Regions from separate parts of the Homo sapiens genome. Here region 1 is linked to region 2. A link is a contact called in ENCODE Hi-C or POLR2A ChIA-PET data. All regions are on one chromosome and are shown on one strand. Each heading gives the region's core, a stretch centred on a gene start or an enhancer-like site at or near the end of the contact. The rest is flanking DNA. Distances are from core to core; before and after follow the strand shown. Region 1 has its middle 14 kb from the start of POGZ. Region 2 holds the start of PI4KB (phosphatidylinositol 4-kinase beta).

Region 1 (4,726 bases), core at 672-3,171, 150 kb after region 2:
AGTGGCCAGATTGGAGTGTGTGTAATGGGGGGAAGAAATGGGTGTAAAGATAGAAAGTTTCAGTCACAAACTTGTTAGCATGACAGAGAGCTCCCCTACTTGAGAAGGGACAAAGTCAATTCAAGACCTTTGGGCTTTCTGGCTGGATGCGGTGGCTCATGCCTATAATCTCAACACTTTGGGAGGCCAAGGCAGGTGGATCACCTGAGATCAGGAGTTCGAGAACAGCTTGACCAAAATGGTGAAACCCCGTCTCTACTGAAAATACAAAAATTAGCCGGGCGTGGTGGTGTGCGCCTGTAAATCCAGCTACTAAGGAGTCTGAGACAGGAGGATTGCTTGAACCCAGGACGCAGAGGTTGCAGTGAGCTGAGATTGCGCCACTGCACTCCAGCCTGGGCAACAGAGCAAGACTCCATCTCAAAACAAACAAACAAACAAACAAAGACCTTCAGGCTTTCATATAACCTATATGGGTGGATGAAATTTTAGAAATAAATAATAAGGGGAAAAAAGATAAATAAAAATTCAAATTTTAAAATAAAGTAAAATAGATCCATGGGGGTATCTGATGACATGATATTCCAGCAACTCAGATTTCTCTGGGACTCCACTGGAGACAGATCTTTCAGGCACATTTGTAATATGTCCACTGCCCAGGGGACAGGATAGAAGAGCCATAGAAAAAAAGGGAACTTGGCAGAATTGCCTTTGTATAACTTTCTTTCAGTAAAGAAAGTTATAGCTTTCTTTACTGAAATAATAGCTTTAAAGAGACAAATTATTCACAAATCATTAGTAGGAAATGTTGAGATGAGATGATAAGCAAGAAAGGTAATTAAAGTCTGTACTATTCTTAAAATGAAATACTGTCTAAGTATAGAGGAATAAATTAGATGACTTTTCAACCTTTCCAATCTAAGCATCCTTAAAAAGTTCCACTGTCTAGCACAGTGGTTTTTAAACATTTTTTGACAGCCACCCACAGTAAAAAGCATATTCTACATCTTGACTGGCTACACACAAACACACAGTACTTTTCATGATTCAGATTGTATGAAAGACTACTGATATTCACTATGTGATAGCTTTCTATTCTCTTTTATTACACCTCTTTTTTTTTTTTTTTTTTTTTTGAGACAGTGTCTTGCTCCGTTGCCCAAGCTGGAGTGCAGTGGCTTATAAAACATGGCTCACTGCAGCCTTGAACTCCTGGGCTCATGCAATCCTCCTGCCTCAGCCTCTGGAGTAGCTGGGACCACAGAAGTGCACCACCACACCCGGCTAGTTTTATTTTTATTTGTAGAGATGGGATCTCCCTATGTTGCCCAGTCTGGTCTCCAACCTGGGGCCTCAAGTGTTCCCCCTGCCTCGGCCTCCCAAAGTGCAGGGATTACAGCTTGGGCCACTGTGCCCAGCCCTTTCTTCCATCATTCCGTCCTCTCCTTCCTTCTTAATACTGCTTGTCAAACTGATTTTGCCACCCAGTTTGAAAAAGAAGGTCTAGAGGATTATCCCAATCATTAACTATTTCTGCAGGTTAGCTTACCTTTCCAGAATACAGAATAGAATTCAGCAAACTGCCTCAAAGAGCAGTTTCTAGATTTGACTTCTTCCTCTAGGGTTTATGAAGTCATCATACTGAAGTGACCTGGATTTCCCTATACGTGAACCTCATGACGTGGGAGCCCGGGGTAGGGAGGGACAGATAACATGAGAATCAATAGAAAGAACTGCAAGGTCTGAAGACAAGAACCATTTGTCTAGTGGAGTCTATTTTATATCCATTTTTTAAAAATCTCCATTTAAGATATTTAGCTTCAACGTGCACCTTGACCAATTAATCCAACAAACAAAACTCTGGCTTGGGGGCCCAGTTACTCACTTTCATGGAAAGAGACCTCTGTTTTTAGAACCAGGGATCTTGTGAGTCCCTCCCACGTCCCCAGCCCTTCTCTGGCCTCGGGTAACTTTTCCCTCCAGTTTGGTGGAAGGTTACATTAGAAGAAAATAGTCCCTACCGTCTAGAAAGTTTTCGGGGGGGGAAAAAAGGGCGTTGGACGTGCGGGTGGGTGGGTATACCGGGAGGGGACAGCTGGAGCCGCGAAGGCGCGGGGGCCCGCGGCGCGTGGGTGTGGAGGCCGCGGGGCGGCAGGAGGCACTGGGAAGCGGGGTGAAGAGCACCGAAGTCCAGAAAAGGGCAGTGTCCGCCCTGCGCTCCTCTGCTGGCGCCCGCAACCCGGGAGGGAGCGGCGAGGCTCCGAAGGGTGGGATTCGAGGTCTGAACCCTCGAGTGGGCTTGGGTTTTCAGGAGCCGCCTTTTCTTATTGATCATTTCTCTTTTGTCATCATAATCTCTTGGCCTCAGACTGAGTTAAGGGAGCCATAGTAGGAGTGCAGAAAATGAAGTGGAGGAAAAAAAAATGTGATATTTAAAATATAGTTTTTCCTACTTTCTTTTTCTCTCTCAAATTAATTTAGATGTAAATAACATTTTAACAGGGCCCAACATCAGGCTCCTAGGCTCTGGCTGCTGGTCTCACTTGACACCAGAATAAGATTTTGGTGTGCTAGTAATTTTGCCAAATGGAGGCCTACTCCCCAAAACATCACCGTGGTGCATGATGAACATTTCTGTAGGTGATGACGTGGAGTTTTTGTTTTACTTCATTCTAATACATGTCCCTGCTTCAAGTGGGTAAAATTATACCTAGCTCAGCCCAGGTTTAATTCAGATTATTTAAAAAATTTCAGTGGCAAGTAATTTACGAGCTTCTCTTTATTAAGATTTAGGAAATTTTGCTTTATTGCGCATGCATTTTAAGTATTTTTTTGCTGTGTTCCTAGTGTAGATAGAAAACAACCTGTCACTGTCTCCTAGTTGGCCCTGTCAACAAACATTTGAGAAGTGCTTAGATCAGAATGCTGTTGAGTACTACAAATTAAACAATCTGATGTACTTGTTAATTTCATTACAAACAGCAGTTAGGATTTCATATACATATAGTCTGTACCATGCTATATATCAGAAATCTTTGTAAATATAAACTCCTTAAATATAGGGACCCAGTTTTATTCTTCAGCGAAAGGGAGTTAATCTTTTGGTGTTGTGCATTTAGAAGGATCTCGGATGTAAGAGGCTCATTAAATGATAGCTGTTAGTATTATTTATCTTGGTATCTTCCAAAGGGCTTTGCACATGGCTAACACTAAGAAATATTGGTTGAATGAATGAAGGTGCCATGCCCATACTGTGATATACACAGAGAAAAGACCAGGATGGGGACACTAGCACAGTGATTTCATTTCATCAGTGAAGCTTTGTGTGGAAGTGTCCCTCCTGCAGCCCTTTTACCAGATGCAGGCTCCCTTGACCTTGGATTGTGGACCACTTAAAATTTTCAGGGGAAAAAGTGTGCCTAATTAGCTAGTAGGGCCTAACCTCTTGTCAAGATGGAACTTGAGAAGTTTGTCTAAGTATGGAAAAGCTAAGCTCACTTGACACAGATCACGGGAAGAAAGATTTCTGCATGTTATTCAAGTTATTCACGTCAAAAGCGATTAGGGGGCCCCAGCTTCCATTACATCATTCATTAGGAAAATGTGTGCTGGGAGCTCTGCAAATCACATGATTTGATGGAGGCATTGAGACTGGGTTTCTTGTGTGTCTGCCCTTGGCCATATTCAGTTTTTAGTATGTTTGGAAAAGGCTGAAGCAGAACATGAAGATCTAGTTTATTTTAATGCTGTCAGACAGCTAAATGGTGGAAACTTGTTGAAGAGATTTACTGAGCTGTTTCCTTAGATTGAAGACTTTAGAGAATTAATTAACAGGGTTCTGAGAGATACAACATGCCAGACCCCTACTGACTCTAAGAGTGTACTTTCTTACTGATATGATGTGATAGCTGAGCACAGTATATGTGAAACTGCTGGGGAGTAATACAAGAGCAGTGCTGATGTGTTCTAAGACATGCAGGTGTTCAGATGAGAACTGGCCATGACAACTGAGTCAGCCAGGCACTGGACTCATTTCCTTTTGCTTAAGCACCATGAGCTCAGTAGAAGCACAGACTTTCACAAGGTGCTGAACTACTTGGTGAAAATGAAGTCACAATTTTGGAAGAGCTTCACTGATTTTGATGTGTAGGTATTGTTTCACGTTTTAGCTGTTGCTTTTAGAATGCATGCCTTAAGATGGTTCTCAGTTATCATGCTATATCTATGCCACGCCATTTCTAGAGCAAGTAACTTAGCTGAAAGTGACTATACCTATAAGAAAACAAATATCCCTGTAGAGACATTTGTAGATGAATTGTGGAAGTACTCTAAAATTTTTGGCCAGATTTTGGGGAATGTTTGAGTCTAGCTGGTACAGAAAGTACATTCTGTTTTATGAAAATAGCAACATTGAAGTGAAAAGATATCATTAATGTATACATGTAGTCAGAAATTGAATGTGCCCTGGCTGATTGCAATTTATTTATTCACTTAATGCGTATTTATTGAGTACAAGGCCTTAGAGTTTCCTCAGTTCTTATAGTCTGTAACAGTGCCATTCCATAGGAATGTAATGAGAGCCACATATATAATTTACAATTTTCTAGTAGCCACATTAAAAAATTAAAAAGAAACTGATAAAATTAATGTTAATATTAATATATTTTATTTCACCAAATATATCTAAAAATATATCTAAAATATTATCCTAATATGTAATTAATAT
Region 2 (4,839 bases), core at 1,220-3,719:
ATATGATTTCTGGTTGGGGATGCTTCCAAGGAGGAAAGCTGCTTTTTTTTTTTTTTTTTTCCTGAGACAGAGTTTCACTCAGTCACCCAGGCTGGAGTGCAGTGGCGTGATCTCGGCTCACTGCAACCTTCGCCTCCTGGGTTCAAGTAATTCTCCTGCTTCAGCCTCCGGAGTAGCTGGGATTACAGAAGCTCGCCACCATGCCCGGCTAATTTTTTGTATTTTTAGTAGAGATGGGGTTTCACCATGTTGGCCGGACTGGTCTTGAACTCCTGACCTCGGGTGATCTGCCTGCCTCGGCCTCCCAAAATGCTGGGATTACAGGTGTGAGCCACCGCGCCTGGCAGGAAAGCTTCTAATAAGGGGAATTATGAGGAGACTGCACCATGACTAACGACAAGGAAGAGAAAGGAAGTGGGATAAGATGACATAACTACTCCCAAACAGACCTAGAATCAGAAAATGAATGGAATCTCACGTGCCCTTTCGCTATCACAGGCTGAGAGAGACATGGCAGCAACTAGTTGCCTAAGTCTCAGTTCACTCCAAGTTCTCTTTTCCAGCCAGCTTCCTCAAAGTGCTTTCCCACAAACATACTTTCTACCTATAGAATCTGGAGTTATGGATCAAGTACGTGAGGAACAGGACAGAAAATCAGCCACTTAATGCACTGGGGGAAAAAGCAAAGCAGATGAAGGAAGCAGGCCTGGAGCTTGTCTTTCAAAATGACTTACACCCCTGGTTGTGGACTAGAAACATCTGACAGAAAGACCAAGGTGAAGGAAAATTCTCAGGATGACTAAACCACTACTAATAAATACCTTTTGCCTGAGGAACCCAAAATGTTTTGTAAACAAATAAACCAAATCTGATTTTTTCCCCCAACCCACATCCTGCTACCAACTTATTACTGCACTGATGCCTACAGAGAGTGGGCATTTTCCAAAAGGATCACTCTAGAGGTCAAGTGAGGAAGTCACATGCTGAACCCAGGAGTCCCGATTCTGAATGTACAAGCTCTTTCCATTGTCTCATGTTCCTTTTTCCAGTTATACCCTTACCCCACTCCAGGCCTGAATTCTTATGGAACCAACCAAAACTATTCTAGTAAACCACAAGAATAAACTGATTCCTCATGGATCTGGACAGGGGTGAGAAGGCACTCTATTCTGTGATTCCTTTAACAAAAGCCTAAAATTAAATAATCTGAAACAAGTTTTCTCACAATCTCATTCAATTTCCACGCAGGCCTGTTCATCCCTCTTAGTGGCTGCTCCGGAGTAGTCAACCAAGTGTAATCTGATAGGGACTTCTTCAAAACTTGCTCCGGCCTTCAGAAACACCCTTCTGTCCTGAACGGCCTGAGGCAGCTGAGGCTCCCCCTGCTCACAACACATTTTTCTTCTTAGTTCAAGGTTTAGTTGATCCTGAAATAAGTGGTATGTGGAGATAAAGAGTGTAACAGAGAACACATGAAGCCCACGGGAAAAACAGAACAAATGTCACAAGGATCAGAGAAATCCCTGAAACTCGAGGGAGGTGTCAAAGTTGGAAATCCTGAATGGGAAGGGCACTGTCAAATCTCTCCCCTACAGACAGAAACCTCTAGAAAGTTGGGGGATTGAGGAGGGAGAAAGAGAAGCTAAAGAAAGTTATAGGGATCATAATGCATCCCAGAGAAGAGTGAGGACTAGGTTCAAAGTAAGAATGTAAATGGTACTTTTGGATTGATGACAAGGGCCCGAGATCCCTTAAGGAGAAGGGAACAGGCAATTCTTGGAAGCCAGGAGCTGGCTGGGTAGGTGGGTGACAGTGAGGTAATGGAATCAGAAGCAGCACAGGAAGACAGGGATGCAATCTTTAGCTCAGGGAAATGGGAACCCAGTGCTGGAGTTGCACAGGGACATAGGAGGAAAAGTGCAAACTAGGAAAAGAGATAAAGGTGGAGTCCATGGAAAAGGTTTGGGGCAGGGGCAGAGACGACGAGGAAGGACAAGGATGGGCATTATGGGAGTCGTCTGATATGGAAAGGGTTCATGACTTAAAAAAAAGAATTATTCGAGACGTAGGCAACAGGGATGAGTGAGGGAGGGGGGAATCCCCGAGGCAGAGGGAGGAGCTAATAGAAGAGGAAGCCAAAAAGCGGAGGAGGACCCCAGGCCTGAGAGGAAAGGGTGGAGAAGGAACCCGGGGTGCAGCTGACACCAAGAGGGCAGTTTCGTAGTCGAACTCAGGTGGGGAAGACTGTGCGGGACAGGGTGGGAGAGGGACCCCCCCCCCCACCCAACAGGGCAAAGGTGACTCATGAAGGAGGAGTAGCTTACCTCTGGGGGACCCCCGCGGAGGGGGTGCGGGCAGTCGCGGTTGGACTGCCGACACTGCCGCCTCAGCAGCAGCGACCGCTCCCGGGTTCCATTGGCCGCCTGCGCTTCCCTGACAGCGGCCGCGGAGGCTGCACCAGGCCCCGGCTGCGGGGCTGCCCGCGGCGCCGCCTGAGGGGGCCTTCAGGCTGCCACAAGTTCGACCGGGCCACACAACCTCTTCTTCCTCCCTCAGTACAACCAAGACCAAAAAAATAATAAAATAAAATAAAATTCCCCAGCAGGTCTCGATGTAGTATTCTTCTCCGGAGTCCAAGCCAAGCCTTTCTTCCCAGGATACGCTTTCCTGCTTCCCCAGCGGTCAGGACCCTACCGATTCCATAGTAATCTAAGGAGTCGGGTGAGCTGCCTGGAACATGCCTGTTCAGAAATAGAAAAGGGGGCGGGGAAAAGATGTTTGGAAGCTCTCGAGGGAGAGAGGGCGAAGGGAGGAGCTTACGGGTGGGAGGAGGGGCCAATATTTAAGAAGCGGACCTAAGCGATAGCGTTTGCGAGGCTAAAGAAGCCGAGAGAGAAGTAAAATTTGCTGCATAAGTAGGGTGAGCAGGCGGCCGTGGGTGCCCTGTTAAAGAAGTATGGACATATGCATACTTCCAGAAGTATATTAACATGCAAGTTATATGTAAACGACCGTTTGAGTAACTAACCAAATTACCGTAATTGCAATCAATGACTTTTCCCCCTCCCGTATGCTACAAGACTCCCTTAGTAAATCAGGCCGTGGGATGGACGCTGGGTTCCTAGAAGGGCGCGCAGGAAGACGGCGGACGGGGAAGACGTTCTTTCTGACTGCCCTTTTCCTACTTATCTTGGAGGACGATGCGGAGTTTAAGCTCCTTAACATTTCGGGAATGGCGCGGTCCAACCGCGTCAGTCTTTTCGCCGTTAGAGGCCCGACTCGAGGCCGTGGTTCTGCCTCCGAGGTCACCAACCTGCCTGGGCAGCCTGTGACCTCCAGCATCCATATGCCCAGCCCTCCAGGGAGGGGCTGGACAGGGCCAGGTTGGGAGAGGTGAGTGAAACGACAAAGGCTTGGAGGGCACAATCCCTTCTTCCAAACAAAACGAAACCATATTAGGCCAAACAAATAAACAAAAACACGCCATGCAAATGGGCCTCTGGTGTTGCTTTTGTGTATTTTTCGTTTGTTTGTTTGTTTTGTAAAGACAGGGTCTTGCTATGTTGCCCAAGCTTGTCTCGAACTGTTAGCCTCAAGCAATCTGCCGGCCTCAGGTACCAAAGTGCTGGGATTATAGGCCCGACCTCGCCCAGCAAGTTTTTTGTGTATTTTTCGGTTAAGATTGTTGATTTAGAGCCCTCTTTGTCCTCAGAACCTCTATCTCAATGCCTTTCCTAGGGCTTTACTTAATATGCAATGCCCCTCATTAGTGCCTTACTTAATACATTGAGGCTAGTTATTTGAGCCCGGGTCTTGAATGCCATCTTCCCTGCCACTTACAAGCCGTTTGATTTGGAATAACTAATGTAACCTCTTTAAACCTCAGTTTCTATGTCTACAAAGAAGACATATGGATGAAGTAATATTAGCCCATTACAGGGTTTTGTTAGGATCAAGAGAGTACAAGTTGCTACTATAGTACTTTATTATTAATTATTGGGACAATCATACAGGATAGATGATGAAAGAGTCACTGCTACAATGTTTAATTGGAAGGCAGAATAAAGTGTAATAGCTTGAAAATGCCTGTGTAAAACATGCAGTATATACAACAGTAGAACAAATGGGGTACCTAACCTAATTGCTGAAGGGACATAGTGGAGTTTAAGTTAATTTGGAAGGCCTATATGTGTATGGACACACACACATACACACACACACACACACACACACACACACACACACACCAGTATATGGTGAATGAATGAATGGAAGGCTTCTTAGAAATATTGTGAGTCAGGTCTTAGAATAGATATTGGATATAACCCAGCAAAATAAAAGACAAGCGAGCATTCTGAAAGCAAAAAAATTGTATGTTGAAGAATATAAATGGGAATTTGCTCATATCATGAGGAGAGGGCAAGCAGACAAGCTAGGTTAAAGCAGGAGTACAGTATGAAAGATGAACAAAGAATGGGGACAAGAGTGCCAAAGATAGTTTAAATTTGTCAGCTGGGCACAGTGGCTCACACCTGTAATCCCAGCACTTTGGGAGGCTGAGGTGGGCAGATTGCTTGAGCTCAGGGGTTTGAGACCAGCCTGGGCAACATGGTGAAACCACGTCTCTTCAAAAATACAAAAATTAGCCTAGCTGGCATGGTGGCATGCACCTGTAGTCCCAGCTACTTAGGAGGCTGAGGTAGGAGGATCACTTGAGCCTGGGAGACAGAGGCTGCAGTGAGCCAAGATCATGCCACTGCACTCCAGCCTGGACAACGGAGTGAGACCCTGTCTCAAAAAAAAAAATCGGCTTGGCGTGGTGGCTCACGCCTGTAATCC

Evidence for each region. Hi-C counts contacts between places; a loop is a spot of excess contacts on that map. ChIA-PET counts read pairs that join two places held with the same protein, here RNA polymerase II (POLR2A). Pooled maps may share reads with other maps.
Region 1: a pooled map shows a loop between it and region 2 (4-fold over the local background). The contact joins the enhancer-like site here to the promoter of PI4KB in region 2. A Hi-C loop is called at or near these places in 4 of 50 pooled maps. POLR2A ChIA-PET finds 5 or more read pairs at or near these places in 3 of 52 experiments (activated CD8-positive, alpha-beta T cell, activated naive CD4-positive, alpha-beta T cell and common myeloid progenitor, CD34-positive).

Annotation. Positions count from the first base shown.
Region 1 is chr1:151,471,375-151,476,100 of GRCh38, forward strand. No RefSeq gene overlaps it. Among named protein-coding and RNA genes, the nearest start is that of POGZ, 14 kb to the left of the region's middle. Within about 2 kb of position 1,922, at least 26 of the 41 ENCODE cell types and tissues checked have a DNase peak (open chromatin) inside an H3K27ac peak, as active enhancers do.
Region 2 is chr1:151,324,947-151,329,785 of GRCh38, forward strand. PI4KB (phosphatidylinositol 4-kinase beta) reads right to left here and starts at 2,470. Exons shown (of 12, transcript NM_001369623.2): 1 at 2,325-2,470. RefSeq lists an enhancer at 1,978-2,902 and a silencer at 2,838-2,907.